Linked DNA regions of Homo sapiens: region 1 is linked to region 2. Evidence: read pairs that join two places in POLR2A ChIA-PET (ENCODE). Cell type or tissue: Panc1. All regions are shown on one strand. Links, peaks and the distances in the headings refer to the core of each region. The heading gives the core; the rest is flanking DNA.

What was found. ChIA-PET counts read pairs that join two places held together with the same protein. Peaks named below come from ENCODE experiments on the same cell type or tissue, not always from the same donor. Only the 100,000 strongest peaks of a DNase experiment are listed, where the experiment ranks them.
Region 1: POLR2A ChIA-PET joins it to region 2 with 12 read pairs; 2 of 35 experiments call an interaction of 5 or more read pairs at or near these places.

What each region holds. Positions count from the first base shown.
Region 1 is chr6:110,904,536-110,920,706 of GRCh38, forward strand. No RefSeq gene overlaps it. Among named protein-coding and RNA genes, the nearest start is that of AMD1, 38 kb to the left of the region's middle. In Panc1, for the core only: no CTCF peak of the experiment used is centred there; no DNase peak of the experiment used is centred there.
Region 2 is chr6:110,691,020-110,707,190 of GRCh38, forward strand. The region is part of intron 2 of CDK19 (cyclin dependent kinase 19); the gene reads right to left. It also overlaps the pseudogene RPS20P18. Among named protein-coding and RNA genes, the nearest start is that of CDK19, 120 kb to the right of the region's middle. In Panc1, for the core only: no CTCF peak of the experiment used is centred there; a DNase peak (open chromatin) is centred at 9,672.

The DNA of each region.
Region 1 (16,171 bases), core at 3,758-8,757, 210 kb after region 2:
CCTTTCCTAGCAAAAGGAAGCCATGACAGACAGTACCTGGAAAATCAGGACACTCCCACCCTAATACTGCGCTTTTCCAACGGTCTTAGCAAACGGCACACCAGGAGATTATATCCCGCGCCTGCTTTGGAGGATCTCACTCCCTCGGAGCTGTGCTCACTGCTAGCACAGCAGTCTGAGATTGAACTGCAAGGCAACAGCGAGGCTGGGGGAGCAGCGTCTGCCATTGCTGAGGCTTGAATAGGTAAACAAAGCAGACTGGGTGGAGCCCACTGCAGCTCAAGGAGGCCTGCCTGCCTCTGTAGACTCCACCTCTGGGGGCAGAGCATATCTGAACAAAAGGCAGCAGAAACTTCTGCAAACTTAAACATCCCTTTCTGACAGCTTTGAAGAGAGTAGTGGTTCTCCCAGCACGGAGTTTGAGATCTGAGAATGGACAGACTGCCTCCTCAAGTGGGTCCCTGACCCCGAGTAGCCTAACTGGGAGACATCTCACAGTAGGGGCCAACTGACACCTCATACAGCTGGGTGCCCCTCTGAGACAAAGCTTCCAGAGGAAGGATCAGGCAGCAACATCTGCTGTTCTGCAATATTTGCTGTTCTGCAGCCTCCGCTGGTGATACCCAGGCAAACAGGGTCTGGAGTGGACCTCCAGCAAACTCCAACAGACTTGCAGCTGAGGGTCCTGACTGTTAGAAGGAACACTAACAAACAGGACATCTACACCAAAACCCTATCTGCACGTCACCATCATCAAAGACCAAAGGTAGGTAAAACCCTAAAGATGGGGAGAAACCAGAGCAGAAAAGCTGAAAATTCTAAAAATCAGAGCACCTCTTCTCCTCCAAAGGAACGCAACTCCTCACCAGCAATGGAACAAAGCTGGATGGAGAATGACTTTGATGAGCTGAGAGAAGAAGGCTTCAGACGATCGGTAATAACAACTTCTCCGAGCTAAAGGAGGATGTTCGAACACATCGCAAAGAAGATAAAAACCTTGAAAAAAGACGAATGGCTAACTAGAATAAACAGTGTCGAAAAGTCCTTAAATGACCTGATGGAGCTGAAAACCAAGGCACGAGAACTACGTGATGCATGCACAAGCTTCAGTAGCTGATTTGATCAAGTGGAAGAAAAGGTATCAGTGACTGAAGATCAAATGAATGAAATGAAGCGAGAAGAGAAGTTAAGAGAAAAAAGAGTAAAAAGAAACGAACAAAGCCTCCAAGAAACATGGGAGTATGTGAAAAGACCAAATCTACATCTGATTGGTGTACCTGAAAGTGACGGGGAGAATGGAACCAAGTCGGAAAACACTCTTCAGGATATTATACAGGAGAACTTCCCCAACCTAGCGAGGCAGGCCAACATTCAAATTCAGGAAATACAGAGAATGCCACAAAGATACTCCTCAAGAAGAGCAACTCCAAGACACATAATTGTCAAATTCACCAAAGTTGAAATGATGGAAAAAATGTTAAGGGCAGCCAGAGAGACAGGTCGGGTTACCCACAAAGGGAAGCCCATCAGACTAACAGCGGATCTCTTGGCAGAAACTCTACAAGCCAGAAGAGAGTGGGGGCCAATATTCAACATTCTTAAAGAAAAGAATTTTCAACCCAGAATTTCATATCCAGCAAAACTAAGCTTCATAAGTGAAGGAGAAATAAAATCCTTTACAGACAAACAAATGCTGAGAGATTTTGTCACCACCAGGCCTGCCCTACAAGAGCTCCTGAAGGAAGCACTAAACATGGAAAGGAACAACCGGTACCAGCCACTGCAAAAACATGCCAAATTGTAAAGACCGTTGATGCTAGGAAGAAACTGCATCAACTAATGAGCAAAATAACCAGCTAACATCATAATGACAGGATCAAATTTACACATAACATTATTAACCCTAAATGTAAATGGGCTAAATGTTTCAATTAAAAGACACAGACTGGCAAATTGGATAAAGAGTCAAGACCCATCAGTGTGCTGTATTCAGGAAACCCATCTCACTTGCAGAGACACACATAGGCTCAAAATAAAGGGATGGAGGAAGATCTACCAAGCAAATGGAAAACAAAAAAAAGCAGGGATTGCAATCCTAGTCTCTGACAAAACAGACTTTAAACCAACAAAGAACAAAAGAGACAAAGAAGGCCATTAATAATGGTAAAGGGATCAATTCAACAAGAAGAGCTAACTATCCTAAATATATATGCACCCAATACAGGAGCACCCAGATTCATAAAGCAATTCCTTAGAAACCTACAAAGAGACTTAGACTCCCACACAATAATAATGGGAGACTTTAACACCCCACTGTCAACATTAGACAGTTCAATGAGACAGAAAGTTAACAAGGATATCCAGGAATTGAACTCAGCTCTGCACCAAGCAGACCTAATAGACATCTACAGAACTCTCCACCCCAAATCAACAGAATATACATTCTTCTCAGCACCACATCACACTTATTTCGAAATTGACCACATAGTTGGAAGTAAAGCACTCCTCAGCAAATGTCAAAGAACAGAAATTATAACAAACTATCTCTCAGACCACAGTGCAATTAAACTAGAACTCAGGATTAAGAAACTCACTCAAAATCGCTCAACTACATGGAAATTGAACAACCTGCTCCTGAATGACTACTGGGTAAATAATGAAATGAAGGCAGAAATAAAGATGTTCTTTGAAACCAATGAGAACAAAGTCACAACATACTAGAATCTCTGGGACACATTTAAAGCAGTGTGTAGAGGGAAATTTATAACACTAAATACCCACAAGAGAAAGCGGGAAAGATCTAAAATTGACACCCTAACATCACAACTAAAAGAACTAGAGAAGCAAGAGCAAACACATTCAAAAACTAGCAGAAGGCAAGAAATAACTAAGATCAGAGCAGAACTGAAGGAGATAGAGACACAAAAAAACCTTAAAAAAATAAATGAATCCAGGAGCTGGTTTTTTGAAAACATCAACAAAATTGATAGACTGCTAGCAAGACTAACAAAGAAGAAAGGAGAGAAGAATCAAATAGATGCAATAAAAAATGATAAAGGAGATATCACCACCGATCCCACAGAAATACAAACTGCCAACAGAGAATACTAAAAACACCTCTACACAAATAAACTAGAAAATCTAGAAGAAATGGATAAATTCCTGGACACATACACCCTCCCAAGACTAAACCAGGAAGAAGTTAAATCCCTGAATAGATGAATAGCAGGTTCTGAAATTGAGGCAATAATTAATAGCCTACCAACCAAAAAAAGTCCAGAACCAGATGGATTCACAGCCAAATTCTACCAGAGATACAAAGAGGAGCTGGTACCATTCCTTCTGAAACTCTTCCAATCAATAGAAGAAGAGGGAATCCTCCCTAATTCATTTTATGAGGCCAACATCATCCTGATACCAAAGCCTGGCAGAGACGCAACAAAAAAAGAGAATTTTTGACCAATATGCCTGTTGAACATCGATGCAAAAATCCTCAATAAAATACTGGCAAACCAAATCCAGCAGCACATCAAAAAGCTTATCCACCATAATCAAGTTGGCTTCATCCCTAGGATGCAAGGCTAGTTCAACATATGCAAATCAATAAACATAATCCATCATATAAACAGAACCAAAGACAAAAACCACATGATTATCTCAATAAATGCAGAAAAGGCCTTCGACAAAATTCAACAGCCCTTCATGCTAAAAACTCTCAATAAACTAGGTATTGATGGGACCTATATCAAAATCATAAGAGCTATTTATGACAAACCCACAGCCAATATCATACTGAATGGGCAAAAACTGGAAGCATTCCCTTTGAAAACTGGCACAAGACAGGGACGCCCTCTCTCACCACTCCTATTCAACATAGTGTTGGAATTTCTGACCAGGGCAATCAGGCAGGAGAAAGAAATAAAGGATATTCAGTTAGGAAAAGAGGAAGTCAAATTGTCCCTGTTTGCAGATGACATGATTGTATATTTAGAAAACCCCATCATCTCATCCCAAAATCTCCTTAAGCAGATAAGCAAGCTTCAGCAAAGTCTCAGGATACAAAATCAGTGTGCAAAAATCACAAGCATTCCTATACACCAATAACAGACAAACAGCCAAATCATGAGTGAACTCCCATTCACAATTGCTTCAAAGAGAATAAAATACCTAGGAATCCAACTTACAAGGGATGTGAAGGACCTCTTCAAGGAGAACTACAAACCACTGCTCAATGAAATAAAAGAGGACACAAACAAATGGAAGAACATTCCATGCTCATGGATAGGAAGAATCAATATCGTGAAAGTGGCCATACTGCCCAAGGTACTTTATAGATTCAATGCCATCCCCATCAAGCTACCAATGACTTTCTTCATGGAATTGGAAAAAACTACTTTAAAGTTCATATGGAACAAAAAAAGAGCCTGCATTGCCAAGAGAGTCCTGAGTCAAAAGAACAAAGCTGGAGGCATCACGCTACATGACTTCAAACTATACTACAAGGCTACAGTAACCAAAACAGCATGGTACTCGTACCAAAACAGAGATATAGACCAATGGAACACAACAGAGCCCTCAGAAATAATACCACACATCTACAACCATCTGATCTTTGACAAACCTGACAAAAACAAGAAATGGAGAAAGGATTCCCTATTTAATAAATGGTGCTGGGAAAACTGGCTAGCCATATGTAGAGAGCTGAAACTGGATCCCTTCCTTACACCTTACACAAAAATTAATTCAAGACAGATTAAAGACTTAAATGTTAGACCAAAACCATAAAAACCCTAGAAGAAAACCTAGGCAATACTATTCAAGACATAGGCATGGGCAAGGACTTCATGACTAAAACACCAAAAGCAATGGCAACAAAAACCAAAATTGACAAATGGGATCTAATTAAACTAAAGAGCTTCTGCACAGCAAAAGAAACTACCATCAGAGTGAACAGGCAACCTACAGAATGGGAGAAAATTTTTACAATCTACCCATCTGACAAAGGGCTAATATCCAGAATCTACAAAGAACTCAAACAAATTTACAAGAAAAAATCAAACAACCCCATCAAAAAGTGGGCAAAGGATATGAACAGACACTTCTCAAAAGAAGACATTTATGCAGCCAACAGACACATGAAAAAATGCTCATCATCACTGGCTATCAGAGAAATGCAAATGAAAACCACAATGAGATACCATCTCACACCAGTTAGAATGGCAATCATTAAAATGTCAGGAAACAATAGGTGCTGGAGAGGATGTGGAGAGACAGGAATGCTTTTACACTGTTGATGGGACTGTAAACTAGTTCAACTATTGTGGAAGACAGTGGCAATTCCTCAAAGATCTAGAACTAGAAATACCATTTGACCCAGCCATCCCATTACTGGGTATATACCCAAAGGATTATAAAGCATGCTGCTATAAAGACACATGCACACATATGTTTATTGTGGCACTATTCACAATAGCAAAGACTTGGAACCAACCCAAATATCCATCAATGATAGGCTGGATTAAGAAAATGTGGCACGGCCAGGCGCCGTGACTCACACCTATAATCCCAGGACTTTGGGAGGACGAGGCAGGCGGATCACGAGGTCAGGAGATCGAGACTATCCTGGCTTACATGGTGAAACCCCGTCTCTGCTAAAAATACAAAAAATTAGCTGGGCATGGTGGCAGGCGCTTGTAGTCCCAGCTGCTTGGGAGGCTGAGGCAGGAGAATGGCATGAACCCGGGAGGCAGAGCTTGCAGTGAGCCAGGATCGCGCCACTGCACTCCAGCCTAGATGACAGAGAGAGACTCTGTCTCAAAAAAAAAAAAAAGAAAAGAAAATGTGGCACATATACACCATGGAATACTATGCAGCCATAAAAAATGATGAGTTCATGTCCTTTGTAGGGACATGGATGAAGCTATAAACCATCATTCTGAGCAAACTATTGCAAGGACAGAAAACCAAACACCACATGTTCTCACTCATAGGAGGGAATTGAACAATGAGAACACTTGGACACAGGATGGGGAATATCACACACCGGGGCCTGTCCTGGGGTGAGATGGGGGGGAAGGCTAGCATTAGGAGATATACCTAATGTAAATGACAAGTTAACGGGTGCAGCACACCAACATGGCATATGTATACATATGTAACAAACCTGCACGTTGTGCACATGTACCCTAAAACTTGAAGTATAATTAAAAAAAAAGAAAGAAAAAAAATCACAGGACAGGAATTATAGCATTTTAACACAGATAAGAGCTCAGCAGCCAGGCACGGTGGCTCACACCTGTAATCCCCACAACTTTGGGAGGCGGAGATGGGCAGATCATTTGAGGCCAGGAGCTGGAGACCAGCTTTGCCAACATGGCGAAACTCCGTCTCTATTAAAAATACAAAAATTAGCTGGACGTGGTGGCGCACGTCTGTAATCCCAGCTATTCGGGAAGCTGAGGCAGGAGAACTGCTTGAATCTGGGAGGCGGAGGTTGCAGTGAGCCGAGATCACGCCACTGCACTCTAGCCTGGGCGACAAACAGAGGCTCTGTCTCAAAAAAAAACAAAAAAAAACTTCAACTATTGAGACAGGCTTGGATCAATTCATGGTTCTGATAATTATTAGCTGTGTTTCCTGAGGCAAGTATTTTTTTTTTTTTTTTTTGAGACGGAGTCTTGCTGTGTCCCCCAGGTTGGAGTGCAGTGGCGTGATCTCAGCTCACTGCAAGCTCCGCCTCCTGGGTTCACTCCATGCTCCTGCCTCAGCCTCCCAGGTAGTTGGGACTACAGGCGCCCGCCAACACGCCTGGCTAATTTTTTGTATTTTTAGTAGAAACGGGGTTTCACCGTGTTAGCCAAGATGGTCTCGATCTCCTGACCTCGTGATCCGCCCGTCTCGGCCTCCCAAAGTGCTGGGATTACAGGCGTGAGCCACCGCACCCGGCCGCCAGGCAAGTATCTTAAGCTGACTAAACCTCATTTTCCTTGATATCTGCAAAAAGTCTAAAATGAATGAAGGATAAAATGAAGAGGCACTATTTACTGCACCTGCTTTAAACACTGTGAGTATTAAATGCAATATTTCAAGTATAGTGCTTAACACAGTCGTTGGCAGATTATAAGCACTTTATAAATATTAGTTAATACTATCATTTCCTTGTAGATTTAATTGCTTTTATTGATTTTGAGATGCGTTTAAAAAAAAAAAAAGAACCACTAGGGCTTTCAACATATCTTTCTAACATGATATGGCTCATTTCTAACCAATGTTGGTTTTTTTTAAGAGACAGAATCTTAAAAAAAAAAAAGAGGGTCTCACTCTGTAACCCAGGCTGGAATGCACTGGCTCAGTCATGGCTCACTTCAAGGTTGAACTCCAGGGCTCAAGGGATCTACCTGCCTCACTCTCCCAAAGAAGTGCTGGGATTCAGAAGTGAGCCCCACCATGCCCTGCTCTTTGTGGTTTGGTTATTATTATTATTATTATTATTATTTTTAAGGCAGAGCCAACCAGGCGCGGTAGATCATGCCTGTAATACCAGCATTTTGGGAGGCTGAGGTGGGCGGATCACGAGGTCAGGAGATAGAGACCATCCTGGCTAACGTGGTGAAACCCCATCTCTACTAAAAATACAAAAAATTAGCCAGGCGTGGTGGCACCTGCCTGTAGTCCCAGCTACTAGGGAGGCTGAAGCAGGAGAATCGCTTGAACCCGGGAGGCGGAGGTTGCAGTGAGCCGAGATCGCACCACTGCACTCCAGGCTGGGCGACAGAGCAACAGAGTGAGACTCTGTCTCAAAAAAAAAAAAAAAAAAGAAAAAAAGCCTTGCTCTTTTACCCAGGCTGGAGAGCAGAGGCCCAATCATGGCTCACTGCAACCTCGACCTCCCAGACTCAACCAATCCTCCCTACCTCAGCCTCCTGAGTAGCTGGGACCACAGGCACATGCCACCACACCTGGCTAATTTTTATTTATTTTTATTTTTATTTTTTTGTAGAGACAGAGTCTTGCCATGTTGCCCAGGCTCGTCTCGAGCTTCTGGGCTCAAGCAATCCTCCCACCTTGGCCTCTCAAAGTGCTGGGATTACAGGCATGAGCCACTGATCCCGGCCATCAACATAGAATTCTTTACCCAACAAAAATATCTTTCAAAAACCTAAGTAAGATAGGTTTCAGACATATAGCATCATTAATAATTAGAGAAATACAAACTAAACCACAATGAGATTATCACTACACACCCATTAGAAGGGCTACAATTTAAAAGATGGGAGTGTGGAATCAACTCAAATGTCCATCAGCTAATGAGTGGATAAACAAAATACTCATACAATTAAATATTATTCAGCAATAAAAATAAAGTGCTGCTACATGTTACAACATGGATGAACCCTGAAAACCTAATATGTTAAGTGAAAGAAAGTCACAAAAGACCTTGTATCATATGATTCTGTTTAATGTAAAATGTATAGAATAGGCAAATCCACAGAGAGAAAGTATATTAGTGGGTGCATAGGACTAGGGGGAAAAGATCTGGGGGAAGAATGAGGTGTTACCACTAAATAGTATGGGGGTTTTCTTTTTTAAAATGTTCTAAAATTGGTTATAGTGATGCACAATTCTGCGAATACAATAAACAATGTTTTACTTTTTCTTTTTTTTAAATGGAGTTGCGCTCTTGTTGCCCAAGCTGGAGTGTAATGGTGTGATCTCGGCTCACTGCAACCTCTGCCTCCCAGGTTCAAGTGATTCTCCTGCCTCAGCCTCCCGAGTAGCGGGGATTACAGGAACGCGCCACCACACCCAGCTAATTTTTTGTATTTTTAGTAGAGACAGTGTTTCACCAAGTTGGCCAGGCTGGTCTTGAACTCCTGACCTCAGGTGATCCACCTGCCTCAGCCTCCCAAAGTGTTGGGATTACAGGTGTGAGCCACCGCATCCGGCTATTTTTTGTATTATTATTTTTTTTACAGACAGAGTCTTGCTCTGCGCCCAGGCTGGAGTGCAGTGGTGTAATCTCAGCTCACTGCAACCTCTGCCTCCCAGGTTCTAGCAATTCTCCCGCCTCAGCCTCCCAAGTAACTGGGACTAGAGGCACACACTGACAAACCTGGCTAATTTTTTTTATTTTAGTAGAGATGGGGTTTCACTGTGCTGCCCAGGCTGCTCTCAAACTTCTGAGCTCAGGCAATCCACCCGCCTCAGCCTTCCAAAGTGCTAGGATTACAGGTGTGAGCCACCGCACCCAGCCAATTTTTTATTTTAAATGTGCAAATTGTATGGTATGTGAATTATATCTCAATAGAACTATGTTTTTAGAAAAGGCTGGCATGTTGGAGAGAATATATACTGGAACTGGACCTCTCATACACTGCTGGTAGGTACAACCACTAGAGTTTGTCAGTTTCTTAAAAAGTTAAAAATACGGCCAGGCGCAGTGGCTCACACCTGTTATCCCAGCACTTTGGGAGGCCGAGGAGGGCGGATCACTTGAGGTCAGAGTTTGAGACCAGCCTGGCCAACATGGTGAAACCCTGTCTCTAATTTAAAAAATATAAAAATTAGCTGGGCATGGTGGCGGGCACCTGTAACCCCAGCTACTCAGGAGGCTGAGGCAGGAGAATCGCTTGAAGCCGGGAGGCAGAGGTTGCAGTGAGGCGAGATCACACCACTGGACTCCAGCCTGGGTGACGGTGCGAGACTCTGTCTCAAGAAAAAAAAAAAAAAAGTTAAAAATACATGTACCATATGAACCAGCCAATCCAGTCCTAGATATTTAACCAAGAGAAATGAATGTATATGTTCATATACAGACTTGCACATGAATGTTTATAGCAGCTTTATTTGTAATAGTTGAACTCTGGAAACAACCCAAAGTCTGTCAATAATAGGTAAAGAATAAACAAGTCATGGTATAATCCACATAATGGAATACTGCTCAGCAAGAAAAAGAAATAGACTCACATAAAGGGTGTGGTAGGCAGGTGGATGAAGTTAAAAGAGGGCAACATGAGACCCTTAAGATGACAAAGCCATTCTGTATCTTTCTTTTTTTTTTAGAGATGGGGTCTCACAGGCACAGTGGCTTATGCCTGTAATCCCAGGCAGTTTGGAAGGCCAAGGTAGGCAGATAGCTTGAGTCCAGGAGTTTGAGACCAGCCTGGGCAACATGGTGAAACCCCAACTCTACCAAAAAAAAAAAAAAAAAATACAGAATGGCTTTATCATATGAAGGGGAGGTCAAGGCTTCAGGAGCCATGACTGTACCACTGCACGCTAGCCTGCGCAACTGACTGAGACCCTGTCTCAAAATAATAATAATATCACACCTGTAATCCCAGCACTTTGGGAGGCCGAGGTGGGCGGATCACCTGAGGTCAGGAATTCAAGACCAGCCTGACCAACATTGTGAAACCCAGTCTCTACTAAAAAGACAAAATTAGCCGGGCGTGATGGTGTGTGCCTGTAATCCCAGCTACTCGGGAGGCTGAGGCAGGAGAATTGCTTGAATCTGGGAGGCGGGCCATTGCACTCCAGCCTGGGCAACAGGGGCAAAACTCCGTCTCAAAAAAAAAAAAAAAGTATTGGCCAGGCATGGTGGCACATGTCTGTAAACTCAGCTACTTGGGAGGCTGAGGAGGGAGAACTGCTTGAACTCAGGAGGCGGCGGTTGCAGTGAGCCAAGATTGCGCCATTGCACTCCAGCCTAGGCAACAAGCACGAAACTCCGTCTCAAAATAATAATAATAATACAGAGAGCTCTTCTGTACCATTTACCCAGTTTCCCACAATGTTAACATCTTACAAAACTAGAGTACAACATCGCAACCAGGATATTGACCTTGATACAATCTACTGATCATATACTCTTTTTTTTTTTTGAGACAGTCTCACTCTGTCGCTCAGGCTGGAGCGCAGAGGTGAGATCTCAGCGTACTGCACACTGTGCCTCCCAGGTTCAAGCCATTCTCCTGCCTCAGCCTCCCAAGTAGCTGGGATTACAGGCACCTGCCACTACACCTGGCTAATTTTTTTGTATTTTTAGTAGAGGCAGGGTTTCACCATGTGGGTCAGTATGGTCTCCAACTCCTGACGTCAAATGATCCACCCACCTCGGCCTTCCAAAGTGCTGGGATTACAGGCATGAGCCACTACCACACCCACCCCACGTCTGGCCCTTTGATATTATATTCTTTTTTTTTTTTTTTTTAAGATGGAGTTTTGCTTTTGTTGCCCAGGTTGGAGTGCAATGGCGTGATCTCAGCTCACTGCAACCTCCACCTCCCACGTTTAAGCAATTCTCCTGCCTCAGCCTCCCTAGTAGCTGGGATTACAGGCATGTGTCACCACACCCGGCTAATTTTGTATTTTTAGTGGAAACGGGGTTTCTCCGTGTTGGTCAGTCTGGTCTCGAACTCCCGACCTCAGGTGATCTGCCCGCCTTGGCTTCCCAAAGTGCTGGGATTACAGGCATGAGCCACCACGCCCGGCCTTGATCTTATATTCTTGTTTTAGTTCTATACAATTTTATCACATGGATTCCTGTATGCCACTGGACTTAGCAGCTCACACCTGTAAATTCCTACACTTTGGGAGGCCAGGAGGAACACTTGCGGCCAGGAGTTTGAGACCAGCTGGGGCAACAGAGCAAGAATCCATCTCTATTTAAAAAAAAAAAAAGAAGAAAAAAAAAAAAATACAGGAGAAAACTTTGGGAGGTGATGGATATGTTTATTATCTTGATTGTGGTGACAGCTTTACACATGCAAATTTATTAAGTAGTACACTTTTTCATATGTGTAATTTGTTGTGTGTCAGTTATACCTCAGTAATGTGGTTTTTAAAAATTCTGGGCAAGGCATGGTGGCTCACGCCTGTAATCCCTGCACTTTGGGAGTCTGAGGTCAGGAGTTTGAGATCAGCCTGGCCAACATGATGAAACTCCATCTCTACTAAAAATACAAAAATTAGCCAGGCATGGTGGTGGGTGTCTATAATTTCAGTTACTTGGGAGGCTGAGGCAGGACAATGTCTTGAACCCGGGAGGCAGATGTTCCAGTGAGCTGAGATTGCACCACTGCACTCCAGCCTGGGCAACAGGAGCAAAACTCCATCTCAAAAAAAAAAAAAAAAAAAAAAAAAAAAAAAAATATATATATATATATATATATATATATATATATATATATATATATATATATACACACACACACATATGTTGGGAACAGGCCCCCAAATCTGGCCATAAACTGGTCCCAAAACTGGCCATAAACAAAATCTCTGCAGCACTGTGACATGTTCATGATGGCCATGATGCCCACACTGAGGGTTGTGGGTTTACCGGAATGCGGGCAAGGAACACCTGGCCTACACAGGGCAGAAAACCGCTTAAAGGCATTCTTAAACCACAAACAATAGCATAAGCAATCTGTGCCTTAAGGACATTCTCCTGCTGCAGATAACTAGCCAGAGCCCATCCCTTTGTTTCGGCCCATCCCTTTGTTTCCCCGTAAGGAATACTTTTAGTTAATCTATAGAAAGAATGCTTATCACTGGCTTGCCGTCAATAAATATGTGAGTCAAACTCTGTTTGGGGCTCTCAGCTCTGAAGGCTGTCAGCCCCCTGATCGCACTCCACACTCTATATTTCTGTGTGTGTGTCTTTAATTCCTCTAGCACCACAGGGTTAGGGTCTCCACAACCGAGTCTCAGCAAATGGTGCCCATACGTGGGGCTCGAACCTGGGTCGAAGGGTTGCCAGAGCGACAGTTGGAGAACAAGGAACTAAGCTGGATGACACCTGAGTACTCCTAAGCAATCCCTCTGGTGAGTGAGAAAGGGAGCTCAGAAGCATCAGGGTAACAATGGGACAAGTGTGGGCTCTGATTCATTCCACCTTGGAACCTTTTCACACTAATGATGAGGAGGAAGGAAAGTATAACGAAGTAGCAGAAGAGGTGACAGAGCAGGTTTGTTTGCCAGCTAAAGCTAAAGCAGCAAAAGAGGAAGAGGTTCATCCCTACCCTTCTGCATCCTCTCATTATTTTGAAGAAAAAGAGTGGCCTGACCCTCCAGATCTTTCTTTTCTGGAGGACACTGGGCAAAAAGTAGTTGCCCCAGTGACTGTTCGAGCAGCACCTCGAGTGACCGCTTTCAGTTCTACTCAGGCAGGAATCCAGTAAGCTAGAAGAGAGGGTGATTTAGAGGCTTGGCAGTTCCCTGTTAGAATACATCCCCCAGATCAACAGGGAAATATTATAGCTACATTTGTGCCTTTTCCTTTTAAATTACTCAAAGAATTTAAACAAGCTATCAATCAGTATGAACCAGGTCTATGCCCGAAGTGTAAAAAAGGAAAACATTGGGCTAATCAGTGTCACTCTAAGTTTGATAAAGATGGGAACTCGATTTCAGGAAATGCCATGAGGGGCCTGTCCTGGGCCCCGTTCCAAACCGGGGCATTTCCAGCTCAGGCCATTCCCCCACCTGTGTACAATGCCTGTCCCCCACCACAGCCAGTAGTGCTGCAGTAGATTTTTGCTGCACAAAAGCTGTGAGCCTTCTACGTGGAGAACCCCCACAAAAAGTTCCAACGGGGGTCTGTGGACCCTTGCCAGCAGGGACGATATGATTACTTCTAGGTAGATCTAGTTTAAATTTAAAAGGAGTGCAAGTACATTCAGATTACAATGGGGAAATTCATCAATTCATCATTGATTCAGATAACAAATCAATTCATCATTGATTCAGATTACAATGGGGAAATTCAAATTGTTATATCTACTTCTGTTCCCTGGAAAGCAGAGCCAGGAGAGCTCCTGATTGTGCCATATGTGGAAATGGGGAAAAGTGAAGTTAAACGAACAGAAGGATTTGGAAGCACAAATAAATAAGGCAAAGCAGCTTACTGGGTGAATCAAATTGCTGATAAACATCCTACCTATGAAATAACTATTCAGGGAAAGAAATTTAAAGGTTTGGTAGATACAGGAGTGGACATTTCAATCATTTCTCTACAGCACTGGCCGTCCACGTGGCCAATTCAACCCGCTCAATTTAACATAGTTGGAGTTGGTAAAGGCCCTGATGTATACCAAAGTAGTTATATTTTGCATTGTGAAGGGCCTGATGGACAACTTGGGACTATTCAACCAATTGTAACTTCTGTGCCTATAAATTTATGGGGGAGAGATTTATTACAACAATGGGGAGCACAAGTTTTAATTCCAGAGCAATTATATAGCCCTCAAAGTCAACATATGATGCATGAATGGGGTATGTCCATGGTATGGGACTAGGAAAAAATTTGCAAAGTTTGAAGGAACCACTTCAAGTGGAAAGACAAAATTCCCGCCAAGGTTGAGGATATCATTTTTGATGGCAGCCATTGTTAAGCCTCTAGAACCTACACCTTTTAAATGGTTAACAGATAAGCCAATTGGATAACAGATAAGCCAATTTGGATAGAACAATGACCGCTAAGTAAAGAGAAACTGGAGGCTTTAGAGGACTTAGTTAATGAACAATTAGAAAAAGGATACATAGCTCCAATATTTTCCCCTTGGAATTCTCCAATTTTTGTAATTAATAAAAAATCAGGTAAATGGAGAATGTTAACTGATGTATGAGCCATTAATTCAGTTATACAACCAATGGGACATTGCAGCCAGGACTGCCTTCTCCTGCTATGATTCCAAAAAATTGGCCTTTAATAGTCATAGATTTAAGACTGTTTCTTTACTATCCCCTTAGCTGAGCAAGACTGTGAACGGTTTGCATTTACAATTCCTGCAGTAAACAACCTACAGCCTGCTAAGCGTTTTCATTGGAAAGTGTTGCCACAAGGCATGTTAAATAGTCCAACAATTTGCCAGACTTATGTAGGGCAAGCAATTGAACCTACTCGTAAAAAATTTTCACTGTGTTAAATTATTCACTATATGGATGATATATACTTTGTGCTGCCCCCACTCAGGAAATATTACTCCAATGTTATGATCACTTGCAAAATTCGATTTCTCATGCTGGTTTAATTATAGCTCCTGACAAAATTCAGACTACTACTCCTTACTCCTACTTGGGGACCTTAGTAAATGACACTACCATTGTGCCACAGAAAGTAACCATATGTAGGGATCAATTGAAAACATTAAATGACTTTCAAAAATTACTAGGGGACATTAATTGGATACAATCTGCTCTAGGCATTCCTACCTATGCCATGAGTAATCTATTTTCTATCCTTAGAGGAGATCCTAGTTTCACTAGCCCTCAGCAATTAACAAGAGAAGCTGAGGCAGAGCTGCAGCTAATCAAAAAGCAAGTCGATAAAGCTCAAATAAATGGAATAGATCCAGAGAAGACTCTAGATTTGCTAACTTTTCCAACTCAGCATTCACCTACTTGTGTTATTGTTCAAGAGGAAGATCTTGTAGAGTAGCTTTTTCTTCCACATACTAATTCACGAACTCTAACTCCTTATTTGGATCAAATCACTACTATGATAGGAAATGGGAGAACTCAGATTGTTAAATTACATGGATATGATCCTGGAAAAATTATTGTCCCTCTCACAAGGGCACAAATACAGCAAGCTTTTATAAATAGTCTTACTTGGCAAACCCATTTAGCTGACTTTGTGGGTATTCTCAATCATTTCCCTAAAACAAAATTATTTCAATTTTTGAAATTAACTAATTGGATTCTCCCTAAAATAACTAAATTTAAACCAATTGAAGGTGCTGAAAATGTTTTTACAGATGGGTCTGGTAATGGTAAAGCTTCTTATTCTGGCTCGAAAGGTAAAGTTTTTCAGACGCCCTATACTTCAGTTCAAAAAGCAGAGCTTGTAGCTGTAATTGAGGTATTGACTGCTTTTGATATGCCTACTAATGTGATTTCTGATTCTTCATACGTGGTTCATTCCACACAGTTAATTGAAAATGCTCAGTTACGATTTCATACAGATGAATAACTGATGACTTTATTTACCCAATTGCAAATAGCAGTTAGGAGTAGAATGCACCCTTTTTACATCACTCACATTAGGGCTCATACACCTCTTCCAGGACCTTTGACTGCAGGGAATCAAATGGCTGATCATCTAGTTGCTACTGCAATATCTAATGCTAGACACTTTCACAATTTAACCCAAGTTAATGCCTCTGGT
Region 2 (16,171 bases), core at 6,849-11,848:
AAACCAAGATGAAATATTCGAAATATCAGATAAAGAATCCAAAAGGTTAATTATTAAGCCACTCAAGGAGATTCCAGAGAAATGTGAAAACCAACATGAAGAAATTTTTTAAAAAAAATCCAGGATATGAATGAAAAATTTTCTAAGAGATAGACATCTTAAAGAAAACCCGAGGCCAGATGGGGTGGCTCACACCTGTAATCCCAGCACTCTGGGAGGCCAAGGTGGGCAGATCGTGAAGTCAGGAGTTCGAGACCAGCCTGGCCAACATAGTGAAAACCCGTCTCTACTAAAAATACAAAAAATTAGCCGGGTGTGGTGGCAGGCACTTGTAATTCCAGCTGCTCAGGAGGCTGAGGCAAGAGAATTGCTTGAACCCAGGAGGTGGAGGTTGCAGTGAGCTGAGATCATGCCATTGCACCCCAGCCTGGGCGACAGTGCAAGACTCCGTCTCAAAAAAAAAAAGAAAGAAAACCTAGGCCAGGTGCAGTGGCTTACACATGTAATCCCAGAACTTTGGGAGGTCAAGGCAGGCTCCCGGTTCACCTGACCTCAGGAGTTTAAGACCCACCTGGACAACATGAGAAAACCTCATCTCTATTTTATTTTATTTTATTTTATTATTATTATTTTTTCTTTTTATTTTGAGATGGAGTCTCGCTCTGTCGCCCAGGTTGGAGTACAATGGCATGATCTTGGCTCATTGCAACCTCCGCCTCCTGAGTTCAAGTGATTCTCCTGCCTCAGCCTCCTGAGTAGCTGGGATTACAGGCACATGCCACGATGCCGGGCTTATTTTTGTATTTTTAGTAGAGACGGGGTTTCACCATGTTGGTCAGGCTGGTCTTGAACTCCTGACCTTGTGATCCACCCGCCTCGGCCTCCCAAAATGCTCAGATTACAGGCGTGAGCCACTGTGCCCGGCCCCCCATCTCTATTTTAAAAAAAAAAGAAAGAAAAATCAATCAGAACTTCTGGAAATGAAAGACACACTGGCTGGGCGCGGTGGCTCATGCCTGTAATCCCAGCACTTCGGGAGGCCAAGGCGGGCAGATCACAAGGTCAAGAGATCAAGACCATCCTGGCCAATATGATGAAACCCAGTCTCTACTAAAAATACAAAAATTAGCTGGGCATGGTGGTGAGCGCCTGTAGTCCCAGGTACCAGTGAGGCTGAGGCAGGAGAATCTCTTGAACCCAGGAGGTGGAGGTTGCAGTGAGCTGAGATCATGCCACTGCACTCCAGCCTGGTGACAGAGTGAGACTCCGTCTCAAAAAAAAAAAAAAGAAAGAAAGACACTCTTACAGAATTACAAAATGTAATGTAGTAGAAAGTTTTAACAATAGACTAGAACAAGTAGAAGAAAGAATTTCAGGCTCGAAGCTAAGGCTTTTGAACTAACCCAATCACAAAAGGAAAAAAAAAAGAATTTGAAAAATGAACAAAGTCTCCAAGAAATATGAGATTATGTAAAATAGGCAAAGGTAAAAATAACTGGTGTTCCTGAGGGAGAAGAGACAATAAAAAGTTTGGAAAACTTACCTGAGGGAATAATTGAGGAAAACTTCCTGGCCTTTGGCTAGAGATTTAGATATACAAATATAAGAAGCACAAAGAACTCCTGGAAAATTCATTGCAAAAAGGTCATCATAAAGGCATATAGTCGGTCAACAGGCTCTCTAAAGTTAACATGAGACTGGGCGCAGTGGCTCACGCCTGTAATCCCAGCACTTTGAGAGGCCAAAGTGGGTGGATCACCTGAGGTCAAGAGTTTGAGACCAGCCTGGCCAACATGGCAAAACCCTGTCTCTACTAAAAATACAAACATTAGCCAGACATGTTGGTGGGCACCTGTAATCCCAGCTACTTGGGAGGCTGAGGCAGGAGAATCACTTGAACCCGGGAGAAGGACGTTGCAATGAGCCAGGATCACGCCACTGTACTCCAGCCTGGGCAACAAAGCAAGACTCCATCTCAAAAAATAATAATAATAATAAACCCAAGGTAAAGGGGTGAAAAAAGATATTCCACACAAATGTAAAGCAAAAGTGAGCAAAAGCGTTAAAATCTGACGGATAGGAGACAGGACTAATGTGGAACTCCCACTTGGACAGACAGAACAGCGTGTGGAGACTCACACCGTGAACTTTTGCTCCAAGAACCACTCACTGCAGGAGCGTACCAGGAAAACTGAAAGAATTCACAGACCCTTTGAAAGAAGCAGCTGGCCACTGCAGTTCCAAAAGTGTGAGAGAGGGAAAAGTCTGCCTCCAAACACATATCCTCACTGGGGAACCTGAAAATCCAGATCATGGGAGAAGGATTTAGCTTTACCTAGAGCCGAACTGGATTTAGTGAGCTAAGCAAAATATAAAAGTAGAAGAAGCAGTGGAAAGAGCCCTGCAGGCACTCCCGGTCTCCGGCAGGTGGGAAGGGGCAAGGCTGGAAAGCCCTGCTTGCTTTCTCAGTGGAGTTATGCCCTGGGGTGAGAGTGCAGCCCTATAGGCTGGCTGCCTGGATATAAACTTGGTGCTGTTAGTGGGGCACAACAGGAATGAGGTTGGCCTTGCTGGCTGTGTGGGAGCTAGGTGAAGCCTGTCATTGCTGGCTTTCCCCTACTTCCCTGGTGACCTGAATGACACAACAGAGGCAGCCATAATTCCCCTTGGAACATAATCCCATTGGCTTAAGAACCACCCCATCCCCCATACTGGCCACAGCAAGTCCTGCCCTGAGCTCAGACCCACCTAACCCTGCCCCTACCTGATGGTTTTTCTCTACCTGCCCAAGTAGCTGAAGACAAAAGACATAAATGCTTGGGAGCTCAATGGCCCCACCCATAGCCTGAGAAACCTGAATATTTATCCATAAATGAAGGGGAGATAAAGTATTTTTCAAACAAGCAATTGCTGAGTGAATTCGCCACTACCAAGCAAGCACTACAATAAATGCTAATAGGAGTTCTAAATCTTGAAACAAAAACCTCAAAATACACCAAAATAGAACCTCCTCATAGCATAAATCTCACAGGGCCTACAAAACAATAACACAATGAAAAAAAAAAAAAAAACAAGGTGTTCAGGCAACAACTAGCATGATGAATGGAACAGTAACTCACATCTCCATACTAATGTTGAATGTAAATGGCTGAAATGCTCCACTTGAAAGATACAGGATGACAGAATGCATAAAAACCCACCAACCAAGTATCTGCTGTCTTCAAGAGACTCACCTAACACATAAGGCCTCACATAAGCTTAAAGTAAAGCAGTAGAAAAAGATATGCAAAAGGAAACTATGTTTCCATGCAAAAGGAAACTAGAAGCCAGCAGGAATAGCTATTCTTATATCAGACAACACAGACTTTAAAGCAACAACAGTTTAAAAAGACAAAGACGGACATTATATAATGATAAAAGGATCGGTCCAACAGAAAAGTATCACAATCCTAAAGATATATGCACCTAACACTGGAGCTCCCAAATTTATAAAATTACTACTAGACCTAAGAAATGAGATAGATGGCAACACAGTAATAGTGGGGGACCTCAATACTCCACTGACAGCACTAGACAAGACAGAAAGTCAACAAAGAAACAAGGGACTTTAACTATACCCTAGAACAAATGGACTTAACAGATATTTACAGAACATTCTACCCAACAACTGCGGAGAATACGTTCTTTTCATTAGCACATGGAACATTCTCCAAGACAGACCATATGATAGGCCCCAAAAAAGTGTCAGTAAATTTAAGGAAATCGAAATTATATCAAGCACTCTCTCAGAACATGGTAAAATAAAATTGGAAATTGGCTGGGCATGGTGGCTTATGGCTGTAATCCCAGCACTTTGGGAGGCCAAGGCAGGCAGATCACCTGAGGTGAAGAGTTCGAGACTAGCCTGGCCAACATGGCAAAACCCCATCTCTACTAAAAATAGAAAAATTAGCCAAGCATGGTGGCAGGTGCCTGTAATCTTAGCTACTCAGGAGGCTGAGGCAGAAGAATCACTTTAACCCAGGACACAGAGGTTGCAGTGAACTGAGATGGCGCCACTGCACTCCAGTCTGAGCCAGAGAGTAGGACAAGGAAAGGAGAAAGGGTAAAGGGGAAAGGGGAAAGGGGAAAGGAAAGAAGAAAGGAAAGGAGAAAGGAAATTGGAAATTAATTCCAAAAGGAAGCCTCAAAACTATACAAATACATGGAAATTAAATAATCTGCTCCTGAATGACCTTTGGGTCAACAATGAAATCAAGATGAAAATTTAAAAATTCTTTCAACTGAACGATAATAGTGACACAACCTAGCAAAACCTCTGGGATACAGAAAAAGCACTGCTAAAAGGGACATTCATAGCATTAAATGCCTAAAAATGTCTGAAAAAATCACAAACTGACAACCTAAAGTCACACCTCAAGGAGCTAGAGAAACAAGGACAAACTAAACCCAAAGTTAGCAGAAGAAAACAAATAAAGATTAGAACAGAACTAAATAAAATTGAAACAAAAAAATTTACAATAGATCAATGAAACAACTGGTTCTTTGAAAAGATAAACAAAATTGATAGACCATTAGCAAGATTAACCAAGAAAAGAAGAGAGAAGATCGAAATAAGCTCAATTAGAAATGAAACTGGAGATATTACAACCGATACCACAGAAATACAAAAGATTATTCAAGGCTACTATGAACACCTTTATGCGCACAAAGTAGAAAACCTAGAGGATATGGGTAAATTCCTGAAAATATACAACCCTCCTAGATTAACTTGGGAAGAAATAGAAACTCTGAACAGACCAATAACAAGTACTGAGATTAAAATAGTAATTAAAAAAAAAACTACCAACAAAAAAAGTCCAGGACCAGATGGATTCACAGCTGAATTCTATCAGACATTCAAAGAAGAATTGGTACCAATCTTACTGAAACTATTACAAAAGATAGACAAAGAGGAAATCGTCCCTAAATCATTCTATGAAGCCAATATCACTCTAATATCAAAACCAAGAAAGGATATATTGAAAAAAGAAAACCACTGACCAATATTCCTGATGAACACAAATGCAAACATCCTCAACAAAATACTAGCTAACCAAATCTAACAGCATATCGAAAAGATAATACACCATGATCAAGTGGGTTCATAACAGTGATACAGGGATGGTTTAACATATGCAAGCCAATAAATGTGATACATCACATAATCATAGTTAAAAACAAAAATGATATGATCATGTCAATAGATGCAGAAAAAGCATTTGAAAAAATCCAGTATCCCTTTAGGATTAAAACCACCAACAAAATCAGCATAGAAGGAACATAGCTTAAGGTAATAAAAGGCATCTATGACAAACCCACAGGCAACATGATACTGAATGAGGAAAAGTTGAAAGCATTTCCACTGAAAACTGGAACAAGACAAGGATACCCACTTTCCCCACTTCTATTCAACACAGTATTGGAAGTCCTAGCCAGAGCAATCAGACAAGAGAAAGAAAGAAAGGGCATCCACATTGGTAAAAAGGAGGTCAAAGTGTCGCTGCTTGCTGATATGATTGTATACCTAGAAAACCCTAAAGATGCATCCAAAAAGCTCCCAGATCTGATAAATTCACTAGGCCGGGTGTGGTGGCTCACGTCTGTAATCCCAGCACTTTGGGAAGCTGAGGCAGGCGGATCACCTGAGGCCAGGATTTCGAGACCAGCCTGGCCAACATGGCAAAACCTCGCCTCTACTAAAGATACAAAAAATTGTCAGGCGCAGTGGCTCATGCCTGTAATCCCAGCACTTTGGGAGGCTGAGGGTGGGGCGGATCACTTGAGGCCGGGAGTTTGAGACCAGCCTGGGCAACATGGCAAAACCCCGTCTCTTCTAAAAATACAAAAATTAGCCAGGTGTGGTGGTGAGCACCTGTAATCCCAGCTACTCGAGAGGCTGAGGCAGGAGAATTGCTTGAATCCAGGAGGTGGAGGTTGCAGTGAACTGAGATCACGCCATTGCACTTCAGCCTGGGTGACAGAGCGAAACTCCATCTCAAAAAAAAAAAAAAAATACAAACAATAAGCTGGGCATGGTGGTGGGTGCCCATAATCCCAGCTACTCAGGAGGCTGAGGCAGAATTGCTTGAACCCGGGAGGCGGAGGTTACAGTGAGCTGAGATTGAGCCATTGCACTCCAGCCCGGGCAACAAGAGCGAAACTCTGTCTCAAAATAAATAAATTAAATAAATATAAATAAAAATAAAAAAATAAATTCAATAAAGTTTCAAATTACAAGATCAATGTACACAAATTAGTAGCACTGCTATGCACCAACAGTGACCAAGCTGAGAATGAAAGCAAGAACTCAACCCCTTTTATAACAGCTGCAAAAAAATAAAATAAAAATACTTAGGAATATAGCTAACCAAGGGAGAAATATACCTAACCAAGGAGGTGAAAGCTCTCCACAAGGAAAACTACAAAACACTGCTGAAAGAAGTCATAGATGACATGAACAAATGGAAACACATCCCCTGCTTATGGGTGGGTAGAATCAATATTGTGTAGATGACCATATTGCCAAAAGCGATCCATAAATTCAATGCAATTCCCATGAAAATACCGTCATCATTCTTCACAGAACTAAAAAAAAAAAGCAATCCTAAAATTAATATGGAATGAAAAAAGAGCCCACATAGCCAAAGCAAGACTAGGCAAAAAGAACAAAGCTGGAGGCATCACATTACCCAATTTCAAACTATACTACAAGGCTATAGTTACCAGAACAGCATGGTACTGGCATAAAAATAGGCACACAGACCAACAGAACAGAATAGAGAACCCAGAAATAAAGCCAAATACTTACAGTCAACTGATCTTCGACAAAGCAAACAAAAATATAAAGTGGGGAAAGGACACCCTATTCAACAAAAAGTGCTGGGATAATTCACAAGCCACAGGTAGAAGATGAAACTGGATCCTCATCTCTTACCTTATACAGAAATCAACTGAAGATGGATCAAAGACTTAACTCTAAGGCATGAAACCATAAAAATTATAGAAGATAACCTTAAAAAAACCCTTCTGGACATTGGAATAGGCAAAGAATTCATGACTAAAAGCCCAAAAGCAAATGTAAAAAAAGCAAAAATAAACAAATGGGACCTGATTAAACTAACAAGTACCTGCACAGCAAAAGAAATAATCACGAGTAAACAACCCACAGAATGGGAGAAAATATTTGCAAACTATGCATCCAACAAAGGACTAATATCCAGAATCTACAAGGAACTCAAACAAATCAGCAAGAAAAAAAAAACAAATAATTCCATCAAAAAGTGGGCAAATGACAGACATTTCTCAAAAGAAGATATACAAATGGTCAATAAATATATGAAAAAAATGCTCAACATCACTAATCATCAGGGAAATGAAAATGAAGACCACAATGAGATACCACCTTACTTCTGCAAGAATGGCCATTAAGAAAGCCAAAAAACAATAGATGTTGTTGTGGATATGGTGAAAAGGGAATACTTAACACTGCTGGTTGGAATGTAAATGAGTACAACCTCTATGGAAAACAGTATGGAAAATTCTTAAAGAACTAAGCATAGATCCACCATTCAATCCAGCAATCCCACTACCAGGTGTCTACCCAAAGAAAAAGAAGTCATTATATCAAAGGCAGCTGCATACATATGTTTATCACAGCACAATCCACAACTGCAAAGATATGGAACCAACCTAAGTGCTCATTAACCAATGAGTGGATAAAGAAAATGTGGTAGATAGCCAGGTGCAGTGGCTCACACCTGAAATCCCCGCACTTTGGGAAGCCAAGGTGGGCAGATTTCCGGAGCTCAGGACTGACCTGGGCAAGATGATAAAACCCCATCTCTACAAAAAATTAGCCAGGCATAGTGGCACATACCTGTATGTTAGGGGGTTGAGGTGGGAGGATTGCTTGGGCCCAGGAGGTCGAGGCTGCAGTGAGCCATGTTCATGCCACTGCACTCCAGCCTGGGTGACAAAGTGAGACCCTGTCTCAAAAAAAAAAAAAAAAAGTGGTATATATACACCATGAAATACTACTCAGTCATAAAAAAGAATGAAATAATGTCTTTTCAGAAACTTGGGGCTGGGCACAGTGGCTCACACCTGTAATCCCAGCACTCTGGGAGGCCAAGGCAGGTGGATCACCTGAGGTCAGGAGTTCAAGACCAGCCTCGACAACATGGTGAAACCCTGTCTCTACTAAAAATACAAAAATTAGCTGGTTGTGGTGGTGCATGTCTGTAATCCTAGCTACATGGGAGGCCGAGGCAGGAGAACTGCTTGAACACAGGAGGCGGAGGTTGCAGTGAGCCAAGATCATGCCACTTCATTCCAGCTCGGGCAAGAGAGTAAGACTTCGTCTCAAAAAAAAAAAAAAAAAGCATGGATGAAGCTGGAGGCCATTATTTTAAGTGAAATAACTCAGGAATGGCAAACCAAATACCATATGGTGGGAGCTAAGCTATGGATACACAAAAGTATTCAAAGTGTTATAATGGATATTGGAGATTCAGAAGAAGGGAGGGTGGGAGGAGATAAAGAACTATATATTGGTTATAATGTACACTACTCGGGTATGAGGTGCACTAAAAATCTCAAAATTCACCACTATATAATTCATCCATGTAACCAAAAACTACTTGTACCCCACAAGCTATTCAAATTTTTAAAATATTAAAAATATAATACACAAGAAAAGGGTCAATAAATTTGACTACAGAACTATCTTGTACAGAAAATACATCCTGAACAAAGTCAAAAAGCTAACAAAATGTTTGGAAATCATCAAGTCATAAGAAAGTAGACGGCTAATTTGCTGACTTACAGCAGGGGTCCCTAACCCCTGGGCCATGGACCCATACTGGCTCATGGCCTGTTAGGAACAAGCCACACAGCAGGAGGTGGGCAGCAGGTAAGTAAGCGAAGCTTCATCTGTATTTACAGCTGCTCCCCACTGCTCACATTACCACCTGAGCTCTATCTCCTGTCAGATAAGCAGCAGCATTAGATTCTCATAGGACCACGAACCCCATTATGAACTGCATGTGCAAGGGATGTGGGCTGTGCACTCTTTATGAGAATCTAATGCTTGATGATCTGTCACTGTCTCCCAGTACCCCCAGATAGAATCATCTTGTTGCAGGAAAACAAGTTCAGAGTTCCCACTGATTACACACTATGGTGAGATGTATAATTATTTCATTATATGTTACAATGTAGTAATAATAGAAATAAAGTGCATAATAAATGTAATGTGTTTGAATCATCCAGAAAGCATCCCCCGAACCCCGGTATGTGAAAAAATTGTCTCCACAAAACCAGTCCCTGGTGCCAAAAAGGTTGGGGACTGCTAGCTTATAGAGCTTATAAAATTCAGCTTTTTTTTTTGAGAAAGATGTGGTCACAGGTGCTGGAGAGCTCTGGTCTGCCACTCCCGCTCATGACTCAATGCTGTTCACTCTCACTGAGGAACAGGTCAGTAAGGAAGCTGTGCCACATCCATGGCCTTTAAAGATACCAGAAAAACAGCTGTGGAGCCAGGGGTGGTGGTTCATGGAATTAGAATAAAACCCCTGGAGAAGGTGTGTGCTGACTTGATCACAGGCAAAAAGTTTAAAAATCTCAAGTAAAAGGACCAGTCTGTATGCCTACCAAGACTCTGAAAATCACTACAAGAAAAACTCCTTGTGGTGAAAGTTCTAAGGCACTGGGATGGTTTCCAGATGAGAATCCAAAAGTGACTCACTGACTTGCACAGTCCTTCCAAGATTGTCAAGCAGATTATTTCCATCAGTGTTGCGCCAGGAATCGATTCTGAAGTCACCAATGCAGATGTTTAAGTCAACTATTTTAATAAATTAATTGGCCGGGCGCGGTGGCTCATGCCTGTAATCCCAGCACTTTGGGAGGCCAAGGCGGATGGATCACAAGGTCAGGAGTTCGAGACCAGCCTGGCCAAGATGGTGAAACCCCGTCTCTACTAAAAATAAAAACTTAGCCAGGCGTGGTGGCAGGCGCCTGTAGTCCCAGCTACTCGGGAGGCTGAGGCAGGAGAATTCCTAGAACCTGAGAGGCGGAGGTTGCAGTGAGCCGAGATCGTGCCACTGCACTCTAGCCTGGGTGACAGAGCGAGACTCCATCTCAAAAAAAATTAATTAATTAATTACCAGTTGTTAAAGAAAAAAGAAAAAGAAAAATGGAGCCGGGCGTGGTGGCTCAAGCCTGTAATCCCAGCACTTTGGGAGGCCAAAGTGGGCAGATCACGAGGTCAGGAGATTGAGACCATCCTGGCTAACACAGTGAAACCCCATCTCTACTAAAAATACAAAAAAAAAAAAAAAATTAGCCGAGCATGGTGGCGGGCGCCAGTAGTTATAGCTACTTGGGAAACTGAGGCAGGAGAATGGCGTGAACCCGGGAAGCAGAGGCTGCAGTGAGCCGAGATTGCACCACTGCACTCCAGCCTGGGCAACAGAGCAAGACTCTGTCTCAAAAAAAAAAAAAGAAAAATAGAAAACCCTTCAGAGTCCAATGCGCAGAGAATACGAACAGACATTTCACAAAAATAAATATAAATTAAAATAGTCAAAAATTATCTAACAATATGACTATCTCAACTGAAGAATGCAAATTGAAGCAATGGAGACATATTTTTCACTGATCAGATTGGGAAAAATTTTAAAGCTTAAGAGCATCCAGACAGCATCAATAAGGAACTGGTTGAAGAAATTAAAGTCCATCCCTACAGTGGAATATTATATAGCCATTAAAAAAGAATGCAATAAGAGGCCAGGTGGATGGGCCAGGCACGGTGGCTCACGCCTGTAATCCCAGCACTTTGGGAGGCCGGGGCAGGTGGATCACAAGGTCAGGAGTTCGAGACCAGCTTGGCTAACACAGTGAAACCTCATCTCTACTAAAAATACAAAAAGTAGCCAGGCATGGTGGCACACACCTGTAGTCCCAGCTACTCGGGAGGCTGAGGCAGAAGAATCACTTGAACCCGGCAGGTGGAGGTTGCAGTGAGCCGAGATTGTTCTACTATACTCCAGCCTGGGTGACTGAGCAAGATTCTGTCTCAAAAAAATAAAAATAAAAATAAATAAGAGGCCAGGTGGCTCATGCCTGTAATTCCAGCACTTTGGGAGGCAAAGGTAGGAGGATTGCTTGAGCCCAGGATTTTGAGACCAGACTGGACAACATAGTGAGACCTCATCTCTACAAAATATAAAAAATTAATTAGCTGGGCATGGTTGCTCATACCTGTAGTCTTAGCTACTCAGGAGGCTGAGGCTGGACAACTGCTTGAGCCTGGGTGGTTGAGGCTACAGAGTTGTGACTGTGCCACTGCACTGCAGCCCGGGCAACATAGTAAAACCCCAGCTCTACCAAAAAAAAAAATTAAAATTAAAAATATTAGCCAAGTGTGTTGGCATGTACCTGTAGTCCTAGTTAACTTGAGAGGCTAAAATGGGAAGATTGCTTGGGCCCAGGAGTTTGAGGCTGCAGTGAGCCATGATCGCATCACTGCACTTTAGCCTGGGAGACAGAGAAAGACTCTGACCAAAAATAAAAATAAATTTAAAAAATGACCTTTGACTTGGGGGTTAAAAAAATAAGATCTGTATTGTCGATATGGAAAGATCACTAAGACATAATATTAAGTGATAAAGATGGAAAAGAATATATATATCTATCTCTTTGGTATTTTTAAAAGATACATATGTAATGGTACATGCACAAAAAACGTCATTATAAGAAGCCATTTTTACTAGCTACTTTTGTGCAGAATGACCAGGTGTTAAAGAAGACAAAGGTTTAACATTTTTCATTTTGTATCTTTCTGTATTAATATAACAAATAGCAATTGTGATATTGTTTGAATTCTTATTATGCATATATTTCTATTTCTGAAATGTCAACAGGAGTTAACTGGTGAATCAAATTTGGTTTGCTACTTTATGTTGCTCTGTATTTTTCAAATTATTTTTTGTAAAAGTCTACTCTAAGGTATTGTTTTTCAAACTGCATCTTATGACCCATTAGTGAATCATGAAATCCATCTATTCAGTTGAAACCAGCATTTCCCCCACCCTACCCCCGGCAAGTGAAATAACCTGAACTGGACTAAAATAGAAAATAATTGAAAACACCAGTGCACATCATAGATTATGAGCAAGAAAGAGCCAGACCAAGAATAGGCAAGCTGACTCAAAGTTTGAAAACCACTGCTCTAAGATATTATGTTAGCAGTACTTTGAATAGGGTGCTTAGGGAAATATATTAATTATGTTATAATTAATATTTCAAAACCAAGAATGATTTTATGTTAAATGGAGTTTTTATATGTCAATTCTTAGTATGACCAATTTCAAAAAATACTATTAATTGAAATGATAATGGAGAAAATACATAATTTCTGAAAATTCAGAGGCAAAACTCTAAAAGGACAGCTATACAACATACACTGATTTGAATGAAACTGAAAAAATGAACCTGCCAGGCACAGTGGTTCACACATCTAGTCCCAGCACTTTACCAGGCCAAATAAGGAGGACTACTTGAGCCCAGGCATTAAAAACCAGCCTTGACAACACAGGGAGACCTTGTCTCTACAAAAAAATTTTAAATTAGCCAGGTATGGTGGCATGCACCTGTAGTCCCAGCAACTCGGGAGGCTGAAGTGGGAGGATTGCTTGAACCCAGAAGTTCAAGGCTGCAGTGAGCTATGATCACACCACTGCACTCTAGCCTCATTGACAGAGCAAGACCCTGTTTCTAAAAAATAAAAATTAAAAATGAACCTATATACATATATTTAGAATAGTCCCACATTATAAATTATACACATTCATGTCTTTGGAATAGATAAGCTTGAAATTAAAGTTAGAGTGTTTACCTATGAAGAGGTCACCAAAATAATAAATTTTTAAAATGCTAGGCTATCTGAAAATTCCAGAATATTGACAGAAGACCACATAGTTCAAATATACATACAACAATAATCAGGGCATGCATTTTAAGTTGTTGTTTTTGGTGTCAAAGGATGTGTTTGTTCTGATTACAACACAATCTATTGCCCAATCTCCTGTTTGGTCAAGACAGATAACTCCAAAATGACTAGCCAGGATTGGGAACATAGTTCAGTCAATAATTAAGTAAAATTAAAGGACTAGTGGAGTATGAAATCAAAAGACTTTATTTTCATTAACACAGCAACCAAACCATGTACTGTGTATTTTGCAGTCAGAGCAGCCTTGGGAAGCCCTATCTTTTTTTAATTTCATGAACCCCAATGTCATGTATCTTTACTACTTACCTTACATTATCTTTTTCTCCCTTTTATCCAACTCTCCACCCCTCCTCCCCACCAACCCTTGTCTGCTTTTTACTTCCTTTGTTCCTTTCCATTCATTAAATCCATTACTCTTAATGATCTCTCACTCTTCCAAATCCCTATGGGGATTATCTATACCACTCATTTGGAAGTCAGCAAATGATCTCTTGTATTATTTATCTTTTTTATACATAACCTATTTTTACATACACTTATATTAACTATTTGGTAAAGTGTAAAGTCATTCCATGTTATGAATGCAGTCAATATCAACAAATCTTTTTAGTTATCTTTTTAAGTTCTCATATAACCCAGAAGTCAAAAGTTGTTCAGGGCATGTGTTCTACAACTATATAGATTCAGGTAATCTACACGTGCCCCAGGACTGTGGGATCATAGGCCAAGGCTAATTCTGGAAGCAATGAGAGGGAGATGGAGGGAGGGAGAATAGGACCTGGCATGGGCAATGGCAATAAAAATAGAAAGGAGGGGTTAGATAAAAAGAGGGCAAGAAAGAGTGAATAGGATTTAGTAATTGATAGGCTGAGGGAAAATGACCCAGGATGGTACAAGCAACCAAAAAGATGGTGGTACAATTTAGAGATAAGGAAAAGCATTACAGGTTTAAGGTGTGAAGAAATGTAGTTTTTTTTTTTTTTTTGGAGATGGAGTTTCACTCTTGTCACCCAGGCTGGAGCAATGGCACAATCTCAGCTCACCGCAGCCTCTGCCTACCAGGTTCAAGCAATTCTCCTGCCTCAGCCTCCCGAATACCTGGGATTACAGGCATGCGCCACCACGCCCGGCTAATTTTGTATTTTTAGTAGAGACGGGGTTTCTCCATGTTGGTCAGGCTGGTCTCAAACTCCCAACCTCAGGTGATCCACCTGCCTCGGCCTCCGTAAGTGCTGGGATTACAGGCGTGAGCCACTGCGCCTGGCCAGAAATGTAGATTTTAGTATCAGATGTGATGAGCTCAAGATGTTCATGGGGCATACAGTTAGTGATCCTGGTTATCTGGATCTGAAGCTCAGGAGAGAGTGCTCAACTGCAGGTAAAGAACTTGGGAGTCATAAACATAGAGAAGAGATTGCCCAGAAGCATTGTAAGGGAGCAAATGGGAAGGGCATTCAGGAGAGAGCTCTTTTGGAAAATAAAAACATTATAAGCGTCTGAAAAAGAGCTATTTAAGGCACAGGATTACACAGACTCCGAAGGTACGTTCACAGAAGCGAAGCATCCTTCTCTCAGGAGAGGATATTGTTATGAAAACCAAGAAAGATTACCTTCCTCCCAGAAGCGGAAACAGATAACAATTTCAGTATTAAGAGAAATATCTCAGCAAATTAACACAGGAACAGAAACCAAATGCCACATGTTCCCACTCATAAGTGAGAGTTGAACAATGAGAACATATAGCCACAGGGAGGGGAACATCACACACTGGGGCTTGTCAGGGGTAGGGAGCAGGGATAGCATTAGGAGAAATACCAGATGTAGATGATGGGTTGATGGGTGCAGCAAACCACCATGGCACATGTATACCTATGTAATAAACCTGCACGTTCTACACATGTATCCCAGAACTTAAAGTATAATAAAAAATAAAAATAATAATAATAAAAAAAATCTGGACCTTAACCTGTTTTGTTTTCTTGTTTGTTTGTTTGTTTTTGAGACGGAGTCTTGCTGTCGCCCAGGCTGGAGTGCAATGGCGTGATCTCTGCTTACTGCAGCCTCTGCCTCCTGGGTTGATGTGATTCTTCTGTGTCAGCCTCCCGAGTAGCTGGGATTACAGGCGCCCACCACCACACCCAGCTAATTTTTGTATTTTTAGGAGAGAAGGGGTTTCACCATGTTGGCCAGGCTGCTCTCAAACTCCTGACCTCAGGTGATCCACCTGCCTCAGCCTCTCAAAGTGCTAGGATTACAGAAGTGAGCCACCGTGCATGCCCAGCCAACCTGTTGTTTACAACAATGTCAACAGCATGCTGGGTAACACTGTTGTTTTTTTTTTGTTTGTTTTTTTTTTTTTGAGACAGAGTCTGGCTCTGTCGCCCATGCTGGAGTGCAGTGGCGTGATCTCAGCTCACTGCAAGCTCCGCCTCCCAGGTTCATGCCATTCTCCTGCCTCAGCCTCCTAAGTAGCTGGGATTACAGGCGCCTGCCACCACGCCCAGCTGATTTTTCTATTTTTAGTGGAGACAGGGTTTCACCATGTTAGCCAGGATGGTCTTGATCTCCTGACCTTGTGATCCACCTGCCTCGGCCTCCCAAAGTGCTGGGATTACAAGCGTGAGCCACCGCGCCTGGCCCACTGGGTAACACTGTTGATAGACTCTTCCAGTTTTGCCAGAGTAACATTGTGGGACACTCCTGTTTGAAATTTTTGAATAGTACCCATACCCTTGATGTCTACAATATCACCTTTCTTGTAGATTCACATGTATGTGGCCAAAGGAATAACTCCACGTTTTCTAAAAGGCTATATTTTTAAAGAAAATATAGCAGTGCTACTCCTCTTTCCCTTTGTCAATTTGGCAAAGTGGAAGATGGCAGTTCTGGCCAGAAGACATTATTTTTACATCTCTCTTTTACAGTTAAAAAAAAAAAAAAAAAAACTGAGAAGGCAGCCGGGCACGGTGGCTCACACCTGTAATCCTAGCACTTTGGGAGGCTGAGGCAGGCCGATCACCTGAGGTCAGGAGTTTGAGACCAGCCTGGCCAAACAATGACAATCTTTTAGTAGAGACGATGGTGAAACCCCATCTCTACTAAAAATACAAAAATTAG